Regions from separate parts of the Mus musculus genome. Here region 2 is linked to region 1. Evidence: chromatin loops called from intact Hi-C (ENCODE). Cell type or tissue: left cerebral cortex. All regions are shown on one strand. Each heading gives the region's core, and the rest is flanking DNA. Links, peaks and the distances in the headings are about the cores only. Region 1 holds the start of Exoc5 (exocyst complex component 5). Region 2 holds the start of Naa30 (N(alpha)-acetyltransferase 30, NatC catalytic subunit).

Region 1 (2,911 bases), core at 412-2,911:
TAGCAATGAAATTTCATAAATTCAAAGCTCAACTTTGTTTCCACTTAATTTCTCTGATGTGGAAAATGGAAGTCCAATTCTATTTAGAAGTACATGAAAACCAGGATGCATAAAAACAAAATATCCTTGACTACATCCTGCCCTGTTTCCCTTGCTCTCCAGCTGTGACTTAGAATGGGAAGTAGGAGAGAAAGACACAGCCTGACTTAATCTGCAACCCATATTTGTAGCAGTAGCTGCAGGAAATGGCAGCAGACACTGGGGGCCTTTTTCCTTCTTCCCTTTCTATTAGAAAAAAAAAAAGGTAACTTTTCACTTGGAGAATGAAGGTTTATTCACAAGCAGAACCTAGTGCAGGGTTAGACTCACAGGAAAGGACAAACAGACTTAATTATGCATAACTGGCACTACTTCATTGTAACTATTATTATGTTTCTGATTTTGATGAAACAACAACTACAAATGACAGAGTTGGGATCACTCCAGTTATGAGACCTATCAATATGCCTGTGTGTTCTACGAATCTTCCGATTACTGTATCATCATTGGGTTTCTCTCCTACAGAACTGCTGTCACTAAGCTAAACAACTTTAACAACTCCACTAAATGACAAGACTTAGAGAACAAAATACAAATTTCTTCACCCCTTCCCCCCACCCCCACTTTCTTCATCCCTGAGAAAGAAAACACATTTTCGAATAAGTTACTGAAGACATCTTGGTATACGTCTAAAGAAGAAAATATAATTTTCCATCCAAGAGGAAATTGTGGATGTTAAAGAGAATTCACTATAACAGTAGGATAATATACTGTTTTTCTGTTAATAAGTAGCTCGTCATGAAAGTATTATTTAAAGATCCCAAAGCCTGTAAGATATAAAAATTGAAACAAGTAATTACAGAATTACCTAGTATCTTGACCAAGGATACACAGTAAATGAGCAGAATTTTATGACTGGTGAAGCAAATGTTATAATATCTCCAGACATTTACATCTGAGGAACAGCAATAAATTTTTCCTAGGTGTAATTATAACTTTTACTCAAATCACTTTCATTACAACTTACAATTTAGGCATGCTATTTCTCTAAACAAATGCAGTATCTATGCTAGGAATGACTGCAAGTCAACGTTCAGTAACAAAAAAAAGTAACTGAAAAGTTAGATTTTTTTTTTAATGGAAACAATGGCATTTAAAATTCACGCCACAGAACACGCTGATGCTCAATGGATACAATTTTCACCTATGGTGACATTCTTAACTGTGAACTGCAGTGTTCTCTACAACTTACACTTCTGCTGCTATGGAGTAATCACGCCCCAGCGGGGGAGAAGGTGTATTCCTCATTTTTCTTCATATGACTACTTCTATTTTTTTCCACACAAGAAGATACTGTTTCATTGTCTTGTAACCCCATTCCATTATCTCAAACCTCACCGCTTCTGACACTGACACGCCACAAAATCCAACTGTCAAGTTTAAATATTGAAACACTCAAGAAAATGCACCTGAACGCTCCCACAGCTTCTCACAGCCCAAGGATCCTTTAACTAGCAGTCGGAGGGTTCCACAGCAATTAAATGCAGTAAGATGTGTCGCTTCCCTTCCGTGCTGAGGCTAAGTAGGCCTTTATTGTCCTTAAAAGAATCCTCCCAGCCTTTTCGACTGTAAGGTAAGACGGCAGGCACCCCAGGGCCGCTTCTGAGCTTGTCGGAACCTCGGCACCGAGGAGCCCCCCAGAGTCTCCATTCAGATGCCCCCTGTAGCACCGTCGCGAGGATCCGCACAGCAAGACCCGGCTCGCCGGCCCTGGGCTCCGGAGTCAGCCCTGCCCACTGCCCGTCCGGTCTCCGGGACGTCTGGCCGCCCTGCCACCCGAGCCGGCCCAGCGTCCCGCCGCCACCCGCCCCTCCCCCGCCGCCGCCGCCGCCGCCCGCCGAGCCCCGGGACCCACCTCGAAGAGCTCGGCCGTCGTGGCCATGCCGGCCGGCTGAGAGGCTCGCCCCGCGCTCGAGGCCGTCTCCGCTTCACATGCTGCGCCTCAGCGGCGCCGCTCACCAGTCCCAGCTCGGCCTACCGCCTCCGGCCCGGGCTGCGCACCGCTGCTGGCTGCCCCGGTCCTCACACAGCGAAGGCAGAGAGGGAGAGCAGCCATGAAGCGGAGCCGCAGACGCCTGTCAGCTGCCTCCCGGCGCCGCCCGCGCCGCTCCCATTGTCACCGCCTCGCACGCCGGAAGTGGGGCTGCGCGCGCCCGGCCGACTTCGCGGGGCGGGCGAAAGGAGCGAGCGGCGAGCGGGCCGCGGAGGCGCTCGTTTGCGACAGGGTGACGCGTCTTGAGCCTCGCGGGCCGCCGTCCCGGAAGTGGGCGAGAAGAGTATTCCAGTCCCTTGAGATTCCGGGTGTAGGTTCTTAAGACCTTCTGAGGAGTGTTTTAATCTCTTGAAGGGACCGGGAGACTTGAGTCACCTCACCCGGAAGAGCGAGCATCTCCAGTGAGCTCTTGCGGCTCAGGGAGAACCCGGACGTTGCCTGGTACAGCCCATCTAGAAGGCGGGGTCTACTTTGGCTGGATGGCGACCTTAGTTTCTACATCGCTCTGATACTTGGGAGGCTTAACCATGGCCCTGCGGGCAGTGTGGCTCATACGTCACGAACCAGGAACTCCACTTGGAGGCACCGTCAGATTCTCCAGGTAATTGCAAGTCTGGATCCTCAGGCATGATGGGTCCAAGGATGAATCTAAGCAGGAGTTTTTGTGGTGCGCTGAGTCTCAGCTGTCCCAGGAGCAGCTAGCAGGGTGCCCTTGGGCAATTTAGGCTTTCTACGTTTATCTCACTTTGTTGTAAGGAATGAGTTGCTTGTTACATGATGCTACATGTTTTCTAGTATTACTGCTATTGTATCTTTATT
Region 2 (2,911 bases), core at 87-2,586, 110 kb after region 1:
TTACAGCCAGATTTTAAGGAGGCATTTTCTCAATGGAGGTTCCCTCCTTTCTCTTAACTCTAGCTTATGTCAAGTTAAGGCTAGGTAGCACACATAACAAATGGTTATTTTATAGTGAATAATTGTGGGAGTAATTTTCAGAGGAGTCATAGGAGCTACAAGAGAACCAATAGCAATATTTCTTTCTGTTTTTGAAAACAATAGCATACTTTAACAGTAGTAGGCTTTATTTTAATCTAGGACAGTGAGATGGCTAAATTGCCATGCAAGTGAACTCTATTGAGTTCAAAGTCCTCAGAACATACGTAAATGCTGGGTGGGTGTGATGGATCGTGTAATTCCAGCTTGAGCAGGTGGGAAAGAAGGATCTTTGGAGCAATCTGCTTTGAAAAACTAGCTCTACTGGGGAGCTTCAGGTTCAACTTCGAGAGCTCACCTCAAAGAACAAGGCACATAAGCAATGGAGGAGGATTTCTAACATCCGTGTCAAGCATCCTCAGGCCTGAACATACCTGTACACGTGTGTTCACACACACACACACACACACACTCACCAACATACACAGGCACACACGTTGGCACACACATCATACAGAGAAAAAAAAAGCAAAGTAGCTTATTTAGTCATTCTCAAATTTATAGCTACTTAATTATTTCTTCCATATTACTGAGAAAACTGAAATATATATGTGTTTTCATGCCTGTTTATACAGGAATGTACTTTTGTAAGACACGAACTCATAAAAGTCGTAGTGTATAGAGGGCACTTTGTACAATACTTGGTAGATACTTACACATTTTATCATCTTTAGAGGCTGAGTCTCTCTGTTTGAGCTGGTGGTGTCCTTTAATAGTCTTAGTGAAAAGGATTGTCACCCTCGTGTCTCAAACCATGCCACAGTGCAGGTTAATCTCACTTGAAATTTATTTTTATTTTTACTTAGTATTTATTTTTAGAAACAGTTTTGCTATGCAGCCCAGGCTTCCTTTGAATTCCATAGCTTTTTACTTTTGCCTTCTGAGTACTTGGATTCCAGACATGTGCTGACTACTGCAGCTCACTTTTTTTTTTTTTCAGTTTAGATTATGGCACAAAGTTGCAAACACCTGTCATAAAAGCCTATCTCTGAAAACATGAATCTTGGGCATACCTGACTAGCTCTATAAATCAGTTGAAATAAATAAAAAAGCTATCTAACACATTTTATTCTTTTTAAACTTGTTATGGGTGTTTGCCTGTATGTAGGCGTATCTGTGCACATTCCTGATGCCCTTGGAGGCCAGAAAAGGCTGTAGCCTCCCTTTGACCTGGGATTACAGACAGTTGTGAACTGCCATTTGGGTGCTGGGAATCTAACCCTAGTGTTCCTTACTGCTGACTCATCTCTTCAGCTCCTACAAGTTAATAAGTAACTTGATTAGTATGCGTGTGAGTTACTCAACTCTCAGATCAGATATGCAGAAAACTACCAGCTGTGGATTAGAGCAGAGGTAACCCACACGCTCAAAGTTTTTACACCTGCTTAGCATATCACATGGGAGGATCCCGTGAACTCTTACCAGGTGCTTCCCAACCTAACACAATTACAACCACAAATCAGGAGTACGCTTGTTAGCCGCCACCATCTCTGTCGCTTCCCCCAGTTGTTGCCTTTCGTTGTCCGGCACCTGTTTGTCACATTTATGCCTTCAATCTTTGGGGTGGAGGAATGGGGCAACAAGACTACTAGCCATTCTTTTGTCCCAACGGGGTAGGTAAAGGTTCTTCTTCTTCTTTTTTTTAAATTGCAAAATGCTATCTTCACAGCTCAATGTTTTAAATTCCCTCTAATTCGCGGTCCAGGCCGGGATTTGCTGCCTTTGTAGCCGGCGCTCCCTGCCCCACGCGCCAGGTCAGAGCAAAAGTTGTAACAGTACAGCTGCATAAAGGCACTAGAGGTTGGATGTCAACAGCCAGCAGCTCCCAGGGCACCTAGCCCTGCCCACCCGGGGAGGCTGCGGGGCGAGTTCCGCAGGAACCTCTGGAACCCCAGGCTAGAGCCCCACCCCCGGCACGCGGCCTCCCGGAAGCCCTCCGGAGACACCTCGGGCCCCGCCCCTGCACAGGTCACCTCCCTCCACGCCCCCTTTTCTGGCCCGGCAGCCGGCAGGCAGGGAAGTGTCGTAAAGCTTGGCCCAGGAAACTTTACCCGGGGTAACAGGCGAGGCGCTTTACGGCGGCGGCGGCGGCCGGGTGAGAGGCTCGGCAGCGGCGGCGACAGCGGTGGCGGTGGTGGCGGCGGAGCGGCCGCGGCGGTGAAGGCGACTGCGGCGCGGCGGTGGCTGAGGGAGAGGAGCGGCGGAAACGGCGGCGGGGAGCGGCGCGGGGTGAGCCGCGAGGAGGGGCGGGTGGGAGGCGGTGACACGGCCGGCGGCGGGGCTCGGGCGGCCAGGGACGGTGGCCGGCGCGGCGGCGTGGGGGCGGCGCGGCGTTGGGGACACTCGGTGAGGGACGGTTTCTGCCTTTGTTCCCCCCGCCTCGGCCGCCCCCGGCCCGCCAGTCCGCGCTGCCTGGCGCCGGTCGGCCGCCTCTCATGGCCTCCTCTCTCGGCTGTGTCGCTTCTAGGATGGCGGAGGTACCGCCTGGGCCTAGCAGCCTCCTCCCACCACCAGCGCCTGCGGCCCCAGCGGCGGCGGAGCTCCGCTGCCCGTTCCCGGCGGGGGCCGCGCTCGCTTGCTGCAGCGAGGACGAGGAGGACGACGAGGAGCACGAAGGCGGCTGCGGGAGCCCAGCGGGCGGCGAGGCGGCGACCTCGGCCAAGGCGCGTTCTTGCCTTCGCTGCCCGCAGCTGCCTCCGGAGCAGCAGCAGCAGCAGCTCAACGGCTTGATCGGCCCAGAACTGCGACACCTCCGGGCCGCGGCGACCCTCAA

The links. Hi-C counts contacts between places; a loop is a spot of excess contacts. Peaks named below come from ENCODE experiments on the same cell type or tissue, not always from the same donor. Only the 100,000 strongest peaks of a DNase experiment are listed, where the experiment ranks them.
Region 2: it touches region 1 in a loop (7-fold over the local background); 16 of 42 quality-filtered maps call a loop at or near these places.

The regions. Positions count from the first base shown.
Region 1 is chr14:49,064,172-49,067,082 of GRCm38, forward strand. Exoc5 (exocyst complex component 5) reads right to left here and starts at 2,496. Exons shown (of 18, transcript NM_207214.3): 1 at 1,955-2,496. The coding sequence starts at 1,981. It overlaps Ap5m1 (adaptor-related protein complex 5, mu 1 subunit), which reads left to right and starts at 2,378. Exons shown (of 8, transcript NM_144535.5): 1 at 2,378-2,693. The coding sequence starts at 2,620. In left cerebral cortex, for the core only: no CTCF peak of the experiment used is centred there; DNase peaks (open chromatin) are centred at 1,369, 1,686 and 2,304; H3K4me3 peaks cover 2,089 bases; H3K27ac peaks cover 1,665 bases.
Region 2 is chr14:49,170,011-49,172,921 of GRCm38, forward strand. It overlaps Naa30 (N(alpha)-acetyltransferase 30, NatC catalytic subunit), which reads left to right and starts at 2,236. Exons shown (of 5, transcript NM_027492.2): 1 at 2,236-2,367; 2 at 2,606-2,911. The coding sequence starts at 2,607. In left cerebral cortex, for the core only: no CTCF peak of the experiment used is centred there; DNase peaks (open chromatin) are centred at 1,373, 1,620 and 2,144; H3K4me3 peaks cover 1,147 bases; H3K27ac peaks cover 809 bases.